Regions from separate parts of the Homo sapiens genome. Here all the other regions are linked to region 2. Evidence: chromatin contacts called from ENCODE Hi-C or POLR2A ChIA-PET data. All regions are on one chromosome and are shown on one strand. The core of a region is the stretch at or near the end of the contact, and the rest is flanking DNA. Distances in the headings are between cores, read along the strand shown.

Region 1 (3,179 bases), core at 367-2,866, 2.9 Mb after region 2:
ACCAGATTTCACCTGTATCTCCATATTCTCGGAAAGTTTGCAGTTCTCTCTCATAGACAGCATCCCAACTATGTAAACAATGAAATGCAAAGCAAGACTCTTGAATTAAACTGTATTATGAATTAAATGTATGTTTCTAATACATTACAGAGCTATTTATGACAGAGGTTTAAACATCACTAGTGTTATTAATAAATACACATAGTTCAATCTTTTAACGTCCTTGAGTTAAAAGAAGGAAATACATGGGCAAGCAGAATACGTTTATACTGTACATGTAAAGCATTTAGGACAATATCTGATGCACAACAATAAGTTTTAGCCTAAAAAAACACAAAGACATTTGTCCACGTATCCCTAAGTCCCTGACCCAAGTTCAAAACTTGATGAAACAAGCACATCTGGTCTCAAGTGTGCAGGCACACAGTCTCTTTCCTGTGCTATTTGTCTCTGCCTATTCCAGTCTTCTAGCCCTCCGTTTAAATTTTCTCTGGACGCTTTTCTTCTTTTTTTGAGACGGAGTCACGCTCTGTCACCAGGCTGGAGTGCAGTGGCGCGATCTCGGCTCACTGCAACCTCCGCCTCCCGGGTTCAAGCGATTCTCCTGCCTCAGCCTCCCGAGTAGCTGGGACTACAGGTGTGCGCCACCACACCCCGCTAATTTTTGTATTTTTAGTAGAGACGGGGTTTCACCATGTTGGTCAGGCTGGTCTCGATCTCCTGACCTTGTGCTCCGCCCGCCTCGGCCTCCCAAAGTGCTGGGATTACAGGCGTAAGCCACCACGCACCCGGCCCTCTGAATCCTTTTCATTTGCCGTCTCTTTTCCTACAATGATTCTCTAGAATCCCTGCTCCCTCTCATCCCGCCAATTTACCTCTCCCCAACTGTTCCCTGCAGCCATTCATCCACCCACATTAATTCATTTAATAATTCCTGAGCGTCTGTTTGAGGTCAGATCGCTTTCTTTCACCCCAAGATCCCCCACTATCTCCCCGCTCCCGCCTCGGGTCATCCGCTATTCCCACCCCACTTCCAGCTCCCACATCCCTCCCCTCCTACTCAGCCTTTTCGGCTCCCAGGCCCAGCACTTCTCCCTCGGTCTCTCACTCTCGCCGACCAGCCCTATTCGCCAGCCTCGCCCTCTCCCCCTTTCCCCCAAGCCTGGCCCTCAGGTTCGAGACTCCCAAAAGGCCTCCCAGGAGCCAAAGCCTGTCCCGCACCCACAAGCCCCTTGGGCTCCAATCCCTTGAAACGTCGGTTAACCGCGTAGGGCGACCCCTAGGGATTCCACTCTTTGAAATCCCCGTAAGCCCCCCGCCAGGTGGCCCTGCTCCCGTCACGCCCCCGAGGGTCTCCCTGTCCCTGAGCCCCGGGTCTCCACCCCGCCGTCCCCTTCTCGGGGCCCAGGCAGGGCGGCACGGCTCATCCTCCCCTGCCCAGCGTCACACTCACTGCTCGCGGGTCCCCAGCGCCGACGGGACGAAACCGTCCTCCCCGGGACTGCCCTTGTCCGACCGCGCCGCCACCGCAGCGCCACCGCCGCCGTCAGCGCCCGAGCTCATTTCGCTCCACGTCCTGGACGGCCGTTGGGGCCGCCATAGAGACGGGGCACAGGCAGAGCGGACGAGCGGACCGGCGCCTCTAGGCGGCGGGAGGCCGCCCTCTCGACTGCTCCAGCCCCCGCGCTGGGGCTGGGATGGGGACGCGACGCCCTCTGCTCTACCCCCGGCTCCCTGCGCCGGCGGGGACCGTGCGCTCTCCCCACAGCGTTAGTGGCATCCCCTTCGTCGAGGTCCAAGAGCGGCTGTATTTGGGGACTGCTGTTCGTGAGGGACCATTAGAGGTATTGCATTTTGGAAAACGGCTGGCTTCCGCACCGTGGACACCTAAAGCCGACGCCGCTCTACCCAAACGCAGAAATCACTTCACCTCTCCACTGCGTGCGCCTGTCTGCGAAGCGGGTGCGAGCGTCCATCCAGTTATTTGGCTCCTTGGCAAGAGGCCAACTTCGTTTCTGGCTAAGATTCTGACTTGAAAACCGCGTTCTGGCCTCTTGTGACTTGATGTCACCGGTAGACGTGGAAATTTATGTCCAGGGAAAGGAATGCCCTGCAACTCTCCACAATACGCCAAACACGGGGATCAGTGTGTTGTGGAAGAAAGACTGCTAAGTGAGAGGATGCCCGGATAAGCCTCAGCTCTGCCTCGACCCAGGCACCTGGCCTTGCTTAAGTTTGTTTTGTTTTGTTTTGTTTTGTTTTGTTTTTTGAGACGAAGTTTCGCTCTTGTCGCCCAGGCTGGAGTGCAATGCAATGGCGCGATCTCGGCTCACCGCAACCTCCGCCTCCCGGGTTCAAGCGATTCTCCTGCCTCAACTTCCCGAGTAACTGGATTACAGGCGGGCGCCACCACGCCAGGCTAATTTTGTTTTGTTTTGTTTTTTAGACGTAGTCTCGCTCTGTCGCCCAGGCTGGAGTGCAGTGGCTCGATCTCGGCTCGCTGCAAGCTCCGCCTCCCGGGCTCACGCCATTCTCCTGCCTAAGCCTCCGGAGTAGCTGGGACTACAGGCGCCCACCACCACGCCCGGATAATTTTTTGTATTTTTTTTAGTGGAGACGGTGTTTCACCGTGTTAGCCAGGATGGTCTCGATCTCCTGACCTCGTGATCCACCCGCCTCGGCCTCCCAAAGTGCTGGGATTACAGGCGTGAGCCACCGCGCCCGGCCTAATTTTGTATTTTTAGTAGAGACGGGGTTCCTTCATGTTGGTCAGGCTGGTCTCGAAGTCCCGACCTCAAGTGATCCTCCCGCCTCAGCCTCCCAAAGTGCAGGGATTACAGGCGTGAGCCACCGCGCCTGGCCTCTTGTCTAAGTCTTAACCTCTGTGTGTTTCCTCCCTGTACCATGTCAGAACTAGACGGTGTCTTTGTTCCACAAAACTGCTCCCAACCCGCGAACCGGAGATTGCATCTGCCTCTGGGTCTGAGTGCCATTGGTAGATCTGCAGTATAATACAAGAGATCTTATGGGCCAAAGTCTGGGGTATTTTCTGTAGTAGCTGTGAAATACTGCTGGTCCTATGTCCTAGGCAAGGCCCTCAAATGCCCCTAGCGAGACTGCCTTCCAACCAAAAGGAATTGTTTGCTAGGCCACGTTTCTGTTGTCTTGGCAGACAGAAG
Region 2 (3,173 bases), core at 1-2,500:
GTAATCATGTCGCATAAGCCATTTGCATCCTGTTGATTTTCTCCGTTTAAGTCCAAACTGGAAGCATTTTTCCATTTAGTCTTCATAATCCTCACTTCTAACGATTGCATAACTGTCTACTCAAAACCGCTGCCCACAAGTAGCACTTAATAAACACTTTTAATGAAGGAGCAAATGCACACACCGTTATCGACCAAATCATTCCCCACTTACACCTTTTTCATGGAAAATGCCTGTGTGTTTTCATGCGAATCTCGTTTTCCACAAAGCTAGACTGTTCTATTAAAATAATAGAGTCTACATTCTATATTGGCAAATGCATGGCAAGAGAGGAAATAAACACGATGTTTTGTTTACCAGCAACAAATCTCCCCCAAAGAAATCTGAATCACGATGGAAAAACAAAACAAACTTGTGGGCTGGCTTTGCTGTCGTCCGGGTGGGTGGAGGAAAGACACGGCATATAAGCAAATGGTAAAAATTTCAAACAGATCAGGACAAACAGAATCCCTCGCCGGTAGCGACCGCGGTCACCAGTTTCTTGTCCTTTTTTTTTTTAACTTTTTTTTTTTTTAACCCAGAGATGCAAAGGGCTCATCCTTCCTGTACATTCGTCCAGGGAAGTCTGATTCATACATGACCGGCACCTGTGTGCACACCCACAGCTCCCTCTGCACCGCGTTTCGCCCTCGCTCCCGGGACGCTCCCACCGCAGCACCCACCGGTCAGCCCCGGCCATTAACTACGGCTCTGGGGCGTTCCCTGGCACTGCGCGCCGTCCTTCACCTCACACAATCTACCCCAGACGGGCGTCCGTCTCCCGACTCTGGGGAGACCACCACGATTTCGAGAGTACGGGCACCGGTTAGGATTTTCCTGCAGAACAGGCACCGCGAAGCTGCCCCGCTAAGCCGGCGCCGCGGCCCTCCCGAGAGTGCCCCCTCCGTCTCGGCCGTGGCACTGGGGCCAGGGGCTCCGGCCCCCTCGCGTCCTCGCTGGGGGACCCTGGGATCCCGAGACCCGGGCGCCCGGCTTCCCACGCCCGCCGGCCCGGCTCGCTCACCATTGGAGCGGCTGCCCGACTCGTTCTTGCAGTAGCCGCAGCGGTAGAAGTCCTCGCTAGGGAAATAGTCCACGACGCTGGGCGAACCCCCCGCCCAGAAAGCCATGGCCTCGGCCCCGCGAACGCTCAGCCGCCCGGCCCCGCGTCGCTAGCGCGGCCGCCGCCGCCACCCCACAATGCAGCGCGCCGCCCGGGAGCCTCCCGAGGCTCGCGCGAAGCCACTCGGGCGCCCGCAGGCCCGGCCGGCCCGGCGCCTCTTGGAGCTGACGCCGCCCGCGCCATCTTGACCGAGGGCAGCTTTCCACTATTTCCGTTCCTTCTCCATAAGGGGCCGCCGTCGTCAGTGAGGGTGAGGCGGAGAGACAGAGCGGGAAGGGAAACAGGATGGGGAGAGTCAAGAGGGGAAGGGAAGCGGGAGTCGGGGTGCGAGCCTGCCCTTTCCCCCGCCGAGGGCCTGTGCGGGGCGCGGCGGCCGCGCCAACTCCGGCGTCGGGAACACTCACCGCAGGACGCTTTGCCCTCCTTGGAATCGCAGTAGCCGCAGTGGTAGCCGGCCCTGAGGCCCTTGTATTCCACCACCGACGCCATGGCCGCCGCGAGGGTCCGCTCGGGCCGACCACGCCTCTTGGCGCCCGGGGCCGACCTCGGCGAAGCGCTGGGGCCCGCGGCGGGAGGGGTGGAGAGCGAAGCCTGGCGCGGGGACCCGTGGGCGGGGATGGTGGTCGTGTCCCCAAGCCCTGCGTTTGGGCCGGTGCTTCCCACAGCTGTGCGTTATCAGCCCCATTTCACAGGTAAGGAAACTGAGGACCGGAGGTTGTGATTATCCCAAAGTCATTCCCGGCGGGTCTCGGATTGAAAGTCAGGCCGCCCCTGGCCACCGTGTAAGTGACTTGCTGGAGCTGCTTCCAGACCAGCTGGCACGCACTCCAGTGCCCTGAATACAAGAACACAAGCAGGTATTCCGTGAATGGCGAGGGTTCGCAAATTAAAGAACTCTTAACGGCTTTTAAAGGAAACAACTGTCAGCTAGAGACAGTTGCTGTCTTGTACCACTATAAGTCCGGTGCCTCATACGATTTTTAATGAGATGCTGGAAATACAGGGTTTGTTTGTTTTTTTTAACTCTACAGTCCAAACAAAACAGTTTTACAGGCTGAATCCAGCCCATGGGCCTCCATTTTGCAACCACTATTTTAAGGAAGATTTAAGGAATAAGAGTCTAGGGCAAAATATAAAATTGAGGCTCATGCCTGTAATCCCAGCACTTTGGGAGGCCGAGGCGGGCGTATCATGAGGTCAGGAGATTGAGACCATCCTGGCTAACACGTGAAACCCCGTCTCTACTAAAAATACAAAAAATCAGCCTGGCGTGGTGGTGGGCGCCTGTAGTCCCAGCTAGTCGGGAGGCTGAGGCAGGAGAATGGTGTGAACCCGGGAGGCGGAGCTTGCAGTGAGCCGAGATCACGCCGCTGCACTCCAGCCTGTGTGACAGAGCAAGACTCCATCTCAAAAAAATTTTTTAAAAAATGAGTTCCAGGGGCGGGCGCGGTGGCTCACGCCTGTAATCCCAGCACTTTGGGAGGCCGAGGCGGGTGGATCACGAGGTCAGGAGATAAGAGACCATCCTGGCTAACATGGTGAAACCCCTTCTCTACTAAAAAATACAAAAAATTAGCGGGACGTGGTGGCACGCGCCTGTAGTCCCAGCTACTCGGGAGGCTGAGGCAGGAGAATGGCGTGAACCCGGGAGGCAGAGCTTGCAGTGAGCAGAGATCGCGTCACTGCACTCCAGCCTGGGCGAAAGAGCGAGACTCCATCTCAAAAAAAAAAAAAAAGAGTTCCAACAAGGTAATATGCCTTATCTTTCCCTCTGCGTGCACAGATAATTTAAGCCTGTCTGTCCTCATAGTTTTCCCAGTCAACAATAAAGCTGATGATACAATATTGTTTTAAGTGTGTTTAAAAAAGTGAAATGAAACTCAGAGAAATAGAAATAAATTTTTGAGGTGAGTTTTGACATTCTTGACCCCAAGGGCCTGTGTTAGATATGTACCTAGCTGAAGGAGGTTTCTTGGTGGCCTGGTGACTTGTTGAAGGGGGCCAGCCCCTC
Region 3 (3,163 bases), core at 402-2,901, 2.1 Mb before region 2:
AATGCTACAATTGAATCTTCACTTGACATTTTGGGGCCATTGTGTTGACCATCGATTATCATTTCTAGAATTCTTATGAACATAAATTACTAGGATTTAGTGGAGAAATATATGCCCCTTCCTCAAAGCACCCTTGACTGCTATATAGTGAATTTTTTTTTTTTTCAAGTATGAAGGTAGTTTTAAATTTCTTCATCAGGCTGTCAGTGTTCACTGGCTAAGTTCGGACGTCTATCCAGGCTTTTTTCTAATATAATGCCATTAGTTACAGCCTGGGAAGCCAGGTAACTAAACTAATTAGAATTACAGGTAAATTAATAAGGACTTCCTGAGTAAGCACTAGAGGCCCTCCTATAAGAAATACCATACATTGTTTGCCGTCGATTTTGGCTGCTGAGGATGATTTAGCTTCCCACTGCCTTTTCTCTCTAGTACCCCAAGATGTTTTTTTCAATGAGCTAAGGCCGCTCTACAACTCTAAGTTAACTCCAGACAAGTCAGGTGTTGCCATCTACAGTGATTTCTAGCTGGATCTGACTCCGCCACTCATTACGTGTAAAAAGACACTGGGGAATGGAACGGTTGTCAAAATGCCCAGTTAACGACAACAAATATAAACTTTTCTTCGTATACCCTTCGCAGTAAAGTAGCAACAGCAATCGCAACCAAAATTTACTAAGCTCGCCTGCAGGATTCTCAGCCCTGTGTACAAACTCAAGTAGCTCAATATTTCTTGCTGGCTCTGGCACAGGAGCAGATCCAGACTAGATGGGTTCTAAAGTCATCCCAACAGGAAAACTAAGCTATGAACATTAAATCTTATCTCTGAAAGAGAGAATGAGGGTAGCACAGGAGTTAGAACCAACTTCTGTGCAAGCGAGCACTCCCCGACGCACCGGAAGTTTTGAAATATCCTGTGGGCTTCCCACAGGCAAAGTGGTTTTCCCTCCCCGCGGCTCTGCGGGCCCTCCCCAGGGTTCGAGGACCTCCGAGTTTGCTGCGCCCGGGGCCGGGGCCCTGGCCCTGCCACAGGCTGGGAGCGAGGCCGTCAATCACAGCCCGCGAATCACAGCCCGCGCCCCACGACTTCACCTTGGCGGCTCCCAAGCTGCGACTCGGGCAGGTGGGAGGTACCTGCGGCCCGGCTCCTGCCCCTGCCTGCTGCGACCGGGGGAGAGGCTGTCCCAGCTGGGGCCGGTGCAGGCCCCGGGGCCCCGTCTCGGGCCACGCGAGCCCTCGAGATGGTACCGCGTGGGGGCCGCGCGGCGGGGCCCTGCCCCGGGGCCCGGCAAACTCGGCTGCCCGCCCGGCCCGCCCCCCGGCGCCGCCACTCACCGAAGAATCCCTGCACGATTCCCAGCGGGTGGCTGAGCCAATCCTCCCCACACGGCATCTCGCCAGGGGCCGGGGCCGGCGAAGACCGGGCGGAGGCGATCCGCGGGCCGAGCGCGGCCGGGCGGCCGGCGCCCAGCTCCTCTTCAGCGGCTCGGCCGCTCCTCGCCCGCGTTCGCTCGCGCCCTCCCACGCACAGCGAGCCGCGGGGCGCGGGCCTCCCGCGCCTCAGGGAGCGGCGGCTGCGGTGGGGCCGCCGAGGAGCTGCTGGCGACAGTCAGGCGGGCGCGTACGGGCCCCTAGCCTTCACTTCGCACAATGGCGGGAAATAGCCGCCGCCGACCGCGCTGCCTGCGACCTGGGTGGAGCTCGCGTGGGGAGGGGCGGCGGGAGCGCGCGGCGCAGCGCGGCTCTGCGCGGCGAGGAGGAGGGGCGGCGGCGGCGCCGCCATCTTGGAGACGGGCAAAAGGAAGGGCACGCAGCGCCGCTGGAGGCTGCGCAGCGCGGGGCCCGGCGACGCGCTCCAAGGGCGGCGCGTTGTCGTTTGTACCCCTGGGCCGGCGTGTAGCGGGAACTCCCATAGTGGGCTTATAAGAGGGCAAAGCGAGTCTGCACAACAGCTGAAAAGCATTAAGCTCAGAGACCTCAGAGTCATCTCTGGGCAAAATTAGTGGGCGAAACCGCCTTGGGAATCCGCCCACCTCCTCTTCGTGCCTTTTTTTTCTTTTTTTGCTGATGGCAGCACTTTTATTTGGGTCCCCGGCCCGAAACCCTGAGTGGTGACTTTTCCCTCAGCTGCACAAGGTCTCCCTGAGGAAGGTGCACATTTAGAGAAGGGGAACCTCGGAGGACCCCACGCTCCTTCTGCAGTCGCGTCAGGCCCTGTGGCTCAGGGACGGTTCCTTACCGAGGGGCGGGCGCTCTAAACGCTCCGGGCCCGGCCTGCGCCCTGGTTGCGAACACCGGGTCGGCGTCTGTCTGGAAGCTGGCAGCCGCCGTCGGGGAGCGGTGCGAGGCTCCTGCACTGCGCGCCGCTAGGATACCCTGGAGAAGGAAGCTACGAAGACCGACTACAGCAGCCTTTTGCTGAGGCAATTTGGAAAATACCCAAGTTCAAGAGTGAAACTGTGGGAGTCGCTCTGAACCTCTTCTGGTTCAGGAGGCTGTCCGATAAAAAAGAAAAAAAGAATGAAACTGTGTCTCCCCTGGGCCTGAAATGTACCTAAGAAAACCCCAGGCCCATCAGATATATCTACTCAATGAAAAAAGGGCATGGTGACGGAAGGGGAATGACCTGAATGGAATCTACAAAGTGAGGAGCTGAAGGAAAAAAACGGAACCCGTGTCTCAAACCCTCCTTGGGGCTGTAGGAAGGGGGGAAAATCTTTCTACCTTTCTAGGTTCTCCACTGCGGCCCTTATCACAAAGCTCGGATTGGCAAAAGAAAAATTTAGTAACATGTACATCTTATATGGGCAAAACTCAAGGAAGAGTAACTCAAACAGGTGGCTTAGAATGGGGGAATTACGTAGCATTTACAATAAAGAACAATAACTGGGGAGAAATGGCGAAAGCAGTTTGAAGTTTCCAAAAACAGCAGAGTGGGAAGGCAGAGATACGAGAAACTAATGGTAGTTACAGGTAGTGAGTAAAGTGTGTTATGTAGGTTCTTCTAGCGCCATCGCTGGCTGATAAGGGTCTAAAGTTGTCTCTGGTGACTAACTTTTGTCCCTGGTAGAAAGAGGAGGTGGGACACCTTTGAAAATGTATGTCCTGCTCTTAGGTACATAGTGGAAGGGTAGGGAGCTTGTTTTGTACAGATGCTCCTCTA
Region 4 (3,200 bases), core at 628-3,127, 2.2 Mb before region 2:
ACCGCTGCTTGGTGCAAAAGAAAGGAAGGAAGCTTCTGTCCCTGGCCTTTCTCATCCCATCCTCTACTCCTTTCACCTGTCCTAGTTGTGTTGCTCTTGGGGTCAGAAGTAGGGTGCATATGCCTGTATCTGTAGTTTACCCTTTACCCTCTTAGGGTCCGTGAGACTTTGGCAAGTTCCTTCTGTGCTCTGCCCTTCATTTTCCATGTCCCTAAATGGGAATGGTCATGTGTATTAAACAGACTGATGGTGTCTACCACAGTCTTAAGCAGAATGGAAGCTCAAATATGTTAATTATTTTTACTATATGTTTTCTGTCTGTGAACATCCCTCTCCTTTCCTTCTAAAGGATACATGAACTGTTTAGAACAAAACACTCCATTTCAGGACAAGTTTCCTCTGGAAAAAAACAAAAAACAAAACAACAACAAAAAACACAGTTACCAGCTTCAAGGATGGGGATGTGAAAATGTTGTAATGGAAAAGCTGCATATAGAGAGAGAGTCTGTGAGACGGTAAGTTTTAAGTCATAGATAATCATGAGTCTTAGAGGTGGGAAGAACATCTAGAGAGAGCTTATTCAGAAAGACATTCTGGGCTATTTCAACAGTAAAGATGATGCTATCTCCATTTTTGGGGGGAGAGTCATGGCCTTTGGTAGTTTTGAGTGTATTTACCACTAGGTAGTAATATCTTGTTTTCAAACTGATTATTGCTGACTGAATCATGTCCCCTTAAAGATATGCTCAAGTCCTAATCCCCGGTACCTATGAATGTGAGTTTATTTGGACATACATCCTTTGTAGATCTAAAAAAGTTAAGATGAGGTTTTACTGGAACACTAGTTCAATGACTGGTACCTTTATAAGAAGAGAAAAATTTGAACACTGATACAGACACACAGGGAGAGTGCCGTGTGACAAATGAGACAGAAATTGGAGTGATATATCTACAAGCCAAGGAACACCAAGAATTGCAGGCAGCCTGCGGAAGCTGGAAAAGGCAAGGAAGGATTCTCCCTTGGCGCCTTCAGAGGGAGCCTGGCCCAGCCAACACCTTGATTTTGGATTTCTAGCCTCCAGAATTGTGAGAAAATACACTTCTGTTGTTTACTGCCACCCACTTTATGGTCATTTGTTACAGCAGCCCTAGAAAACCAATACACTGACCAAATGACCACATCTCTTTGTCCCCTCTCTTATTTTATTTATTAATTCACTTATGTTTTATAGAGATGGGGTCTCACTATGTTGCCAAAGCTGGTCTCAAACTCCTGGGCTCAAGAAATCCTCCCACCTTAGCCTCCCAAAGTGCTGGAATTACAGGCATGAGCCACTGTGCCCAGCCCCCTCTCTTATTGTAATCAGTAGATTAATCCTGGTTCTCAATAGCCTTGAGGTTTCTGATGGAAATTTTAATATAATTATTAACATATTCTTTGTTTTTGAGACGGAGTCTTGCACTGCTGCCCAGGCTGGAGTGCAGCGGCACGATCTCGGCTCACTGCAAGGTCTGCCTGTTGGGTTCACGCCATTCTCCTGCCTCAGCCTCCCCAGTAGCTGGGACTACAGGTGCCCGCCACCATGCCTGGCTGATTTTTTATATTTTTAGTAGAGACGGTGTTTCACTGTGTTAGCCAGGATGGTCTCTATCTCCTGACCTCGTGATCCACCTGCCCTGGCCTCCCAAAGTGCTGGGATTACAGACGTGAGCCACCACGCCCTGCCAACATATTCTATTTTTACATTAAAATAATATATATTTGGATTGGGGAAACCTTCTGATGACTGAGTTGGTAAGCTCCTAGGAAAGACAGAAACTCACTCTGTAGGCCCCATCCTGCACAGCTAGTAGATGCTGCAGGGAGAACTGGGCATCCCCCAATGATGTGATGCTTCAGTTTCAACATCTGTAAACGCTGCTGATATTTCCTTCCTGCTACTTCAGAATAAAAATACGTCTTTAAAGTATTTTGAGCTCTATGGAGCCTGCTGTAGAAATTTAGAGGTAGCATGATAATCATCCTTCATCTTCGTTTTTTTTTTTTTTTTGAGTCTTGCTCTGTCGCCCAGGAGGCTGCTTTTTTTTTTTTTTTTTTTTTTTGACTGACCTTCCCTTCTTCTGAACTTGTTATTCACATCTTGTCCTCAAGACATTTTCTCCTTGGTACCGAGCAATAATTTTTGTTCTGATGTCATTGGTGATTCCGCACCTATGGAAAGCTGTTATTTTCCATTCTATCAGGAACTCAGGTATTTATTTCAATCTGTTCGTAGCAGAGAAGAATATTTCTGTTGAATGTATTCCTGTTCTTGTCAGGTTGTAAAGATGAGTAGAATGGGATGCCTCCCTAGCGCTGTGAGTTGTTGTTGTTGTTTGTAATATGTGAAATTGATGTAAACCCTCCTGACTTCAAGTTTTCGAAACCTCCCACTACTGCAATGAGTCAGATAGAACCAGGAACTGACACTAAGCTGATGACCCGAAAAGGGATCCATTGCTGAATTACACCATCATTAGTGAGAAGCTCCTGATCTCCTACTTTCTAACTCCAAGAAAGGTTCTATTTGTCGGTTGAAAGAGAAACTCAGCCACAGGTGGTGGGGTACGTCTATAATTCCAGCACTTTCGGAGGCTGAGGCAGAAGGATCACTTGAGGCCCGGAGTTCAAGAGCAGCCTGGGCAACAGAGTGAGACCCTGTCTTTACAAAAATAGATAGGGATATTTTTGTATGCTTCCTTTCTGGCTCCAGTATAACCTTCTTCTAGAGCTTCTTTGTCCTCAAACCTTAAGGAAAATATGAATAGCTATTCGGTTTTGTTTTTCAGTGTGTACAACCTTTGGGCTCTTATTCTGTCTGCAAAATTTAGACGTTTTTGTTGCTCATTGCTCACCTTCTTAATTTTTTTTTGTTTTTGTTTTTGTTTTGTGAGATGGAGTCTTGCTCTGTCGCCCAGGCTGGAGTGCAATGGCGCAATCTTGGCTCACTGCAACCTCTGCCTCCTGGGCTCAAGTGATTCTCCTGCCTCGGCCTCTCAAGCAGCTGGGATTACAAGGTGCCTCCCACTCAGCTAATTTTTGTGTTTTTGGTAGAGATAGGGTTTCACCATGTTGGCCAGGCTGGTCTCGAACTCCTGTGATCCACCCACCTTGGCCTCCCAAAGTGCTGGGACTACAGGCGTGAGCCACTGCACCCAGC
Region 5 (3,318 bases), core at 490-2,989, 2.2 Mb before region 2:
AGGGTTGGAACCATGGATCTAAAACATCAGGAAAAGTTTCAATGAACTAATTAATTGTTTTAAAACAGTTACAACAGCATTGTTTTCTTCACATCTGGCAATGTAATTCATAAAACAATAATGAAATAATTTGCAGGATACAATGTCTTCATAGGATTTTCTCATTCTCATTTTTGCTAAGTCAACACATGGCTGAATTAAACAATCAATCTGAAACCGATGGTTCCACTGAAGCTTCTTATAGCTTCATTACCTTCTTTCTCCAAATCACATCACAAAGATTTGATAGAGTAACCACCTCCCTCGACCTTTATGTTGAGGTGTCTGGACAGCACAGAGGCATGGTACTTAGAAAAGATTCCAGGACGCTTTGTTATCATTGGACTTTCTGTGCTATGGAAATTCAACACTGTGGGCTGGAATAACTAGTCATGTGGAACTCCTTCCTGCTTTTGTACCCTCTCACTTTTACTTGAGCAGAAGGTTAAAAGTATTGCTTTCTGAGAAGTCCCATTCGGTCACTCCTCTCTCTCGCAAGAGAGACAGCTGTTCTCCCTTTTCTTTTGCCTATAAACTTCCGCTCCTAAACTAAAAAAAAAAAAAAAAAAAGTATTGCCTTATTTTTCTCATCTCCTACTTCTTGTCTTTTTCTCTTGTTTCCGATTCAGGCATTAGAGAAGGCAAGGAGTTAGGAGTAGGAAGACTCAATGATTTATAGAACTGGGGGTGTCATAAAAGGTCATTAGTTCAACCACCATCTGAGACCAAGAGACTTCCCCAAGATCACACAGCTAGATAGTCCTCGAACTGGCCCCGGAAGTGGGGGCCTCATTCTCCAGACCCATTCTGTTCAGGATATCAACTGGTTTTTCAAGACAGACTGAGCTCAAGGATGTTTGGGGGAGACTCCTCCTTCCCCGAGAGGGTCTCCATTCATCTTATCCTCGCCAAACGATATTCCTTCCGCTTGCTTCATTAACTGGCTCCATTTGTGAAGTCTTCTCCAAACCGCCCTGCTTAATTCGGGACACAGCAGCACCTGTACATTCCTCCCTTCCTCCTCGCTCTTTAGCCGCGTGCTGCTAATGCTTGTGTGTTTTCTATTGTTACATGCTTTCCCTCGTTGATGTGCATTTATTGAATGCCTCCTGTTGTCAAACTTCTAATAGGGAATACGAAAACAGAAGACGCCTCCGCTTGGCTGTGGGCCTGGCTGGGGATGAACCCCTGTAGCCAGGCCCCGGGGTCTCGCCTGGTTTCGGTACGGGCAGGCAGCGCAGGCCCGCGGGGAACGTACCCCGCACCGCTCCGGGAGAGCGGGTGTGGGGTTGGATTCAGGTCTCGGCCTGGCGAAGCGTGAGCGCCTCCCTGCACGGAGGGGAGGCCCCAGCGGTGGGCGCCTGTCCCCAAGGCCGCGCGGAGGGAGGCGGTCAGTCCAGACCGACTCGGCCGAGCTCCCGAGCTGCCACCGGTGACCACGACAGGAAGGCTGGCGCGCCGGGGGAGGGGCCTGGGCAAGAGCGGGAGGGGCGGGCGGAAGGACGAGAGGGAGGAGGAAAGACCCGCGGGGAGGAGCTGGGAGGAGACACCCGGGAGAAGGCGGAGGAAAGGGCAGGAAGCGGGAGGGAGCTGAAAGGAGGAGGAGGCTGAGGGGCGGAGCCGGGCGCTCGGGGAGAGTAGCCAGCAGAGGGGGTGGAGCCGGGCCTGGGGCGGAGCCAGGGAAGGGGAGGAGCGGGGGGGAGAGGCCTCTACGGCCGCCGCTGCCGCCGCCGCTGCCGGGGCGCGTTCTCCTCCTACCGGTCGGGTGCCCCGGGGCGTTCCCTCTGCCGCTGCTTCTCGGCGCGGTTCCTACCCGGCCGCTCCCCGAGGCGCGGGCTCTGGCGGCCTCGACCGACTAGGACGCCCCGTGCGCCGCCCGCGGGCCGCCGCCTCCCTGGGCGCGCGGGGCCAGCATGGAGCTCTTCCAAGCCAAGGACCACTACATCCTGCAGCAGGGCGAGCGCGCGCTGTGGTGCAGCCGCCGCGACGGCGGCCTCCAGCTCCGACCCGGTGAGGCTGGCGGTGCGGGCGGGGGGCACCCCGGGCCAGGGCGGGGAGAGGAGGGGGCGCGGCCGGACCCCTCAGCCGGGCGGGAGGAGCCGCCTGCGGGCCTGGTGAGGCGGGGCGGGGCGGGCTGCGAGCGCGCGAGCTGTCATTATTCCCTGACTGGAAGGAGCCTGGCCTTTCTCCGAGACAGCGCCGAGCCCCTACCCCAGTGCGGAGCAGAAGGGGCTGGCGACCCTCGTCCTTCCCACCGCGTCACGCGGCCGCCCTTGGGGCTTGGGGCCCAGGCCGAGGGGAGGGGGTCCCCTCCGGCAGAAAGTTCCAGCAAGGTGCACCTGGCCGTAAAGGCCTCTTCCTCCTTGGAGTAGTTCTTACATGGCCTTCGCCAGAAGTTCTGGGTTCGAATTCCGATCTGGAGCGGTTGCGCCAGTTCCGTCTAGGGCTCTGCTGGACACTCACTCCCTGTTGCCATCCCGTGTGTTCTTGGTCCCTTATTATTAAAGGTGTGACTTTACTGTGGTTACCTCATAGGCACTCGGTTTAAAGCCTTTGTCTTTGACTTTAATACCACAGCACAATTAAATTGTATTGTAATGTATAATTTTGAGATTTTTGTGTGACTTGATGTTGTGCGACACAAAATGTATTGTGGGTCCATGTTTGGGTGTCATGTAAGCTGTTCGGAGAGGCTTAAGTCTGCAATTAGCTTGCTTTAGGAAAATGTGTGTGCAGTCGTGGTTTAAACAGAGCAGTCCCTGCCCTCAGAGCGCTGACAGTCCAGTTTCTTGTAAGATGGGGCTGGGTGGCACCTGCCCCTTTTGGCTTGCTAATCCTTTCCTCATATCACTCAGAGATTCTTCCACTTTAGGGAAAGCGAGAGGATAGAGTTCTTTAAGGAAGGAGCCAGAGCTTTTCAGACTTACTTGTAATTCTTATGTGCAGTCTAGACAGAAGGATTACATGATATGAATTGAAAAGGATAAAAGGTTCAGATGAGCTTTTCAGATCACAGCGTGGTATCACTTATAGGATGGTTTTTAAGGACAGGCCCTTTAACATATTATTTCCAATCCCCACAGCAACCTTACAGGACACGTGTGGGATCCTCTTTTTCAGGTGAGGAGAAAGGAGTGAGAGGTTATTAGTAACTCGTTCGGGGTCACAGCCTAGAGTTGAGACACTGACACAGGGCAGTTCTGTGACCTCCAGAACACTTTTGGGCAGGCCCCACTGCTTTCTTAGGAAGGCCTACTAGTTGCTTTGCCAGAGCAGTGA
Region 6 (3,302 bases), core at 516-3,015, 2.3 Mb before region 2:
GAGATGTGAAGCTAGTCAAACTTCTCGAGTGCCCCTCCACCTTCATCTATTCCCTAAAAAGCAATTTCCCCATCAGAGAGCAGAGCCAAGTGGACTATGATCCTATCAATACCAGGAGAGGCAAGAGAAACAAAGCAGCGATCTGACTCCTTGGTACTCAAGGTAGGAGTGCTAGACCTGGAGAGGCCGGGAAATTAGGGTGCCCAATTTAAACATTTAATTAAAAAGTATTCAGACTTAAAAAAAAAAAAAAAGATGCAGAGAAAAGGAGTGCCACACTATTCAGAAAGGAATGCAAATGCTGAGTCATCACTCTTCATTGGAAAGGAAGGAAACCAGAATTAAGTGGTTGGAAGATGGAATTCATTCATTAGATTGAGCTTCAGGTAAAAAGCAACAGCAAGACAGGAGAAAAAGCGTTCAGAAGACACACATCAAATAGCGGATGAAGACATAATTTTAGCCAACTCTGAAGCTTTCGACGCACAAACAGATTAGGAAGAGGCAACACCTAGAGAGCAAAAGGAGTTTAACAACTGGTTGTCAGTTTAGCGTAGGGAGCGCTCAAAGTAAACTTCTTTATCCAAGAAGGGAAAGATGCTCGGGCAGCAAAAGGTATCCCTTATGTACTTCAAAAGTAGCGGGCGCTAGGCGGGTGTTTCTGACAGCGTGGGCGGGGGCACGTGGGGCATAAAGAGAGAAGGGGCTTGAGTGGTGAAAGAGTGTCCTGCTTCCTCCGAGAGCTTAGCTGGGGAGAAGAGCTGGGAGCGACTCGAGCTGAGGACGTGGAAGGGGTGAGTGCTAATTCCTCAGGGCCCGCGGGGCCCACCCCCGGGCCCACCCCCAATCCTACCCCCGCCAGGCCCTTCCCCCGTGGGCGCCGGCAGCTCCAGGCCCAGCCCAGGGCGTCCAACGCGGAGGGGGTGCAGGAGTTCTCCTGGGCCTGACAGCCTCAGCCGTGCAGAAACCCGGCCTAGGGAGGGCATGCAAAGAAGGACGCCAGAGAAAAAGGTCGAGACAAGCCCCAGACCCCAGGAAGTGACTGTTTGGGGGAAGGGAGGATTTCCTTCCCAAGGAAAAGGGGACAGATGAGGAATGCACTTCGCGTCCACGCCGCCCTGGTCAGGGAGCCGCCTAGAGTCCCGGCTTCGGCCCAGTCTCTCCTGCTCCCTCCCTTAGCGTCCCGCGGTGCCCGGGCCTCTTGGCGCCTGGCACCCCTCGTCTCGGGTACTCACAGAGTCCGGGGCTGCCCGTCGTCTTCCATCATGGTGGGTGCGACGGAGCGATCCCGGGACAAGGGGGAGGGCAGGGTTGGGGAGGGGAGGGGGTGGGGAGGAAGGGGAGGGGGGCTCTGGGCACCGGCTGGGGACAGAGGAAAAGGCACCGAACCCTGCTCTCGGGCTCTCTCCCCCCAGCCCGCTCCGGACACTGCGCTCCAACCAGGAGGAGCAGGAGGAGGAGGAGGATGAACAAAATGGCCGCCGCCACCAGCCAGGCAGGAAACAGGGCAGAGCGCAGGCGCGACCCGCCAGGTCACCGCTCAGGCCAGCCGCGACAGCCTGCAAGGGGGACGACCGAGGGGAGAGAAAAAAGGGCCGCCGAGGAAACCCTGGGACCCGCTCACGACGGATCACGTCGTCGCTGTGGGCCTCTGGCCGGCCGAAGCCCAGCCAGCTCCGGGAGAGATCGGGCAAAAAGAGAAACGTCGTGAAGCCGAAGTCTCTGGGAATTGTGGTCCTGGAAATGAGAGAGGGAAGCACTTCTGCAGAGGACTTCTGGAACCTGTGGTTAAGAGGAGCCGCCGGCGCCCACCCGCGCTGGGACGTGAAGAGGAGACTTCTGGGTAGTGTAGTCATACGTGAGGACGTGCGACGACCAGGAAGTCGGCGGGCTGGGAGGTAAAGGGAAGAATAAAAGCGACATTGAAAGGCGGGGAGACCAAGTGGGGAAAAGCGCTGTCTGGGAAAGCGAACTACAAGTCCCAGAGTTCCTCGCGCCGGGGGCTGTCCTCGGACTGCTCCAGGCATTGTAAGGCTCTTCTGTTGGCCCAGTCTGAGCTGCTGCTCCGCCTTCGTCCAGCCCGAGAGCGGTTTCTTCAACTGTGGCTCAGGCAGCACTCTCCCTCCGCGTGGTGTCCGAGCCAGCAGGGCCGTCCGGCCCTCCTGTGTTCATCAGAACGGCTGGCTCGCGTTAGTCAACCGCCGCTTCGCGCGACAGTCAGAAGAGAGGCTGTGCTGGCGGGGACCCGGAGGGGTTGGGGTGTTTTGGGGACTCGATTTCCCACAAATAGGTATTTCTAGCCTATTTGTTAAATACAAGTAGGTGGCCTGCTTGTAAATTGCTTTACAAGTTTCAGAGGTTTCCCTATCAAATGTCTCATCGGATAGTGGGGTAAGAAGAGGAGCCCTATTATAATGACTTGCCCAACTCCCCCCGTATTCTTGGAGTTAAAAGAAAAAAAAATCCTTGGGCAGAGACGTGCACAAACATAAAGTTGCGTTTACAGACATCAGTCATGTGGGCTAGAAACGCAGTTTTGCATGAAGATAGGGGAAGCCATGTTCATACTAGCTCTGCATCCCTGTAGAATTTGTCTTCTCACCCCCCACAACAGTTCCTGGTGTGCTTTTTTCCTCCTCTAAGTACCTTCAGGAGAAAGTACTTGGTCTTGTAGCTTAGTGAAGAGTGGCGATGAAGAAAGATCTTTCAGCCCATTGCCAGAACTTAACTGCCCCGGTTAGTAATGGCTTAAGAGTTGCTTCTGCCGACATGTACTAAGTGCATGTCGACCTCTGCAAGTGGCGGTGCGTATGCGTGCCACTGAACATTAATCTTGAAAGCAGAATCAACCATGCAGCAAGCCCTTATGTTGTCCATTTTCAGGGGAGGAAATTTCAACCTGAAAGACTTCATAGAGACACGGCAAAGGAGTTGAGCCCCATAAGAGTCCGTAGGAACAACAAAAGGCTCAGACGCCAGGACCCATGGCTAAAATGTATGGGCTGGGGATGCGGGCGGGAGCGGGGGGAAGGGAACTAAAGCTAGAGAGGACCTTGTAGAACCGTGTTGTCAAGAATCTATTTCATGCTGAGGAATTTGAGCTTTCTCTTCCAGGCAGTGAGGAGCCACTCAAAGGTTTTGTCTATGTTTTTAATTGGACCTAGGTGTAGAACTGGATTTAATTATAATCCAATTCATTAACCCATGCCTGGCCCGCTGTGATAGTTTCCTGTTGATGCTGTAACAAATTACTGCAAATTTAGATACTTAAAACAACACGAATTTATTTTCTTACAATTCTG

Evidence for each region. A loop is a pair of places that touch in the nucleus more often than their neighbours do. ChIA-PET counts read pairs that join two places held with the same protein, here RNA polymerase II (POLR2A). Pooled maps may share reads with other maps.
Region 1: a loop to region 2 is called in a map of CD4-positive, alpha-beta T cell, with 6 times the contacts of the local background. The contact joins the promoter of EEF1AKMT2 here to the promoter of ATE1 in region 2. A Hi-C loop is called at or near these places in 2 of 168 maps with a recorded cell type or tissue (CD4-positive, alpha-beta T cell and CD8-positive, alpha-beta T cell), 1 of 37 single-sample maps with no recorded cell type and 6 of 50 pooled maps.
Region 3: a map of gastrocnemius medialis shows a loop between it and region 2 (10-fold over the local background). The contact joins the promoter of MCMBP here to the promoter of ATE1 in region 2. A Hi-C loop is called at or near these places in 2 of 168 maps with a recorded cell type or tissue (gastrocnemius medialis and naive thymus-derived CD4-positive, alpha-beta T cell), 4 of 37 single-sample maps with no recorded cell type and 14 of 50 pooled maps. POLR2A ChIA-PET finds 5 or more read pairs at or near these places in 1 of 52 experiments (MCF 10A).
Region 4: a loop to region 2 is called in a map with no recorded cell type, with 12 times the contacts of the local background. The contact joins the enhancer-like site here to the promoter of ATE1 in region 2. A Hi-C loop is called at or near these places in 2 of 37 single-sample maps with no recorded cell type and 2 of 50 pooled maps.
Region 5: a map of naive thymus-derived CD4-positive, alpha-beta T cell shows a loop between it and region 2 (10-fold over the local background). The contact joins the promoter of INPP5F here to the promoter of ATE1 in region 2. A Hi-C loop is called at or near these places in 1 of 168 maps with a recorded cell type or tissue (naive thymus-derived CD4-positive, alpha-beta T cell), 1 of 37 single-sample maps with no recorded cell type and 8 of 50 pooled maps.
Region 6: a loop to region 2 is called in a map of naive thymus-derived CD4-positive, alpha-beta T cell, with 8 times the contacts of the local background. The contact joins the promoter of TIAL1 here to the promoter of ATE1 in region 2. A Hi-C loop is called at or near these places in 1 of 168 maps with a recorded cell type or tissue (naive thymus-derived CD4-positive, alpha-beta T cell), 3 of 37 single-sample maps with no recorded cell type and 9 of 50 pooled maps. POLR2A ChIA-PET finds 5 or more read pairs at or near these places in 1 of 52 experiments (Panc1).

The regions. Positions count from the first base shown.
Region 1 is chr10:124,790,271-124,793,449 of GRCh38, forward strand. EEF1AKMT2 (EEF1A lysine methyltransferase 2) reads right to left here and starts at 1,617. Exons shown (of 7, transcript NM_212554.4): 1 at 1,454-1,617; 2 at 3-68. The coding sequence starts at 1,563. RefSeq lists enhancers at 1,569-2,293, 1,921-2,230, 2,294-3,016 and a silencer at 1,731-1,790.
Region 2 is chr10:121,926,781-121,929,953 of GRCh38, forward strand. It overlaps ATE1 (arginyltransferase 1), which reads right to left and starts at 1,251. Exons shown (of 12, transcript NM_001001976.3): 1 at 1,064-1,251. The coding sequence starts at 1,169. It also overlaps the pseudogene ATE1OSP. RefSeq lists enhancers at 463-612, 1,151-2,017 and silencers at 923-1,342, 1,533-1,832.
Region 3 is chr10:119,871,192-119,874,354 of GRCh38, forward strand. MCMBP (minichromosome maintenance complex binding protein) reads right to left here and starts at 1,652. Exons shown (of 16, transcript NM_001256378.2): 1 at 1,336-1,652. The coding sequence starts at 1,393. RefSeq lists a silencer at 1,107-1,756 and enhancers at 1,987-2,146, 2,012-2,181.
Region 4 is chr10:119,702,219-119,705,418 of GRCh38, forward strand. No RefSeq gene overlaps it. Among named protein-coding and RNA genes, the nearest start is that of INPP5F, 22 kb to the right of the region's middle. RefSeq lists enhancers at 1,720-1,769, 1,780-1,829, 2,460-2,739. Within about 2 kb of position 1,878, at least 6 of the 41 ENCODE cell types and tissues checked have a DNase peak (open chromatin) inside an H3K27ac peak, as active enhancers do.
Region 5 is chr10:119,724,311-119,727,628 of GRCh38, forward strand. It overlaps INPP5F (inositol polyphosphate-5-phosphatase F), which reads left to right and starts at 1,740. Exons shown (of 20, transcript NM_014937.4): 1 at 1,740-2,049. The coding sequence starts at 1,953. RefSeq lists an enhancer at 739-788 and a silencer at 1,399-2,168.
Region 6 is chr10:119,595,199-119,598,500 of GRCh38, forward strand. TIAL1 (TIA1 cytotoxic granule associated RNA binding protein like 1) reads right to left here and starts at 1,766. Exons shown (of 12, transcript NM_003252.4): 1 at 1,236-1,766. The coding sequence starts at 1,267. It overlaps LOC105378512 (a long non-coding RNA gene), which reads left to right and starts at 366. Exons shown (of 2, transcript XR_946358.3): 1 at 366-794; 2 at 1,416-3,302. RefSeq lists silencers at 779-878, 1,289-1,398 and enhancers at 997-1,995, 1,409-1,998, 1,996-2,993, 2,889-2,978.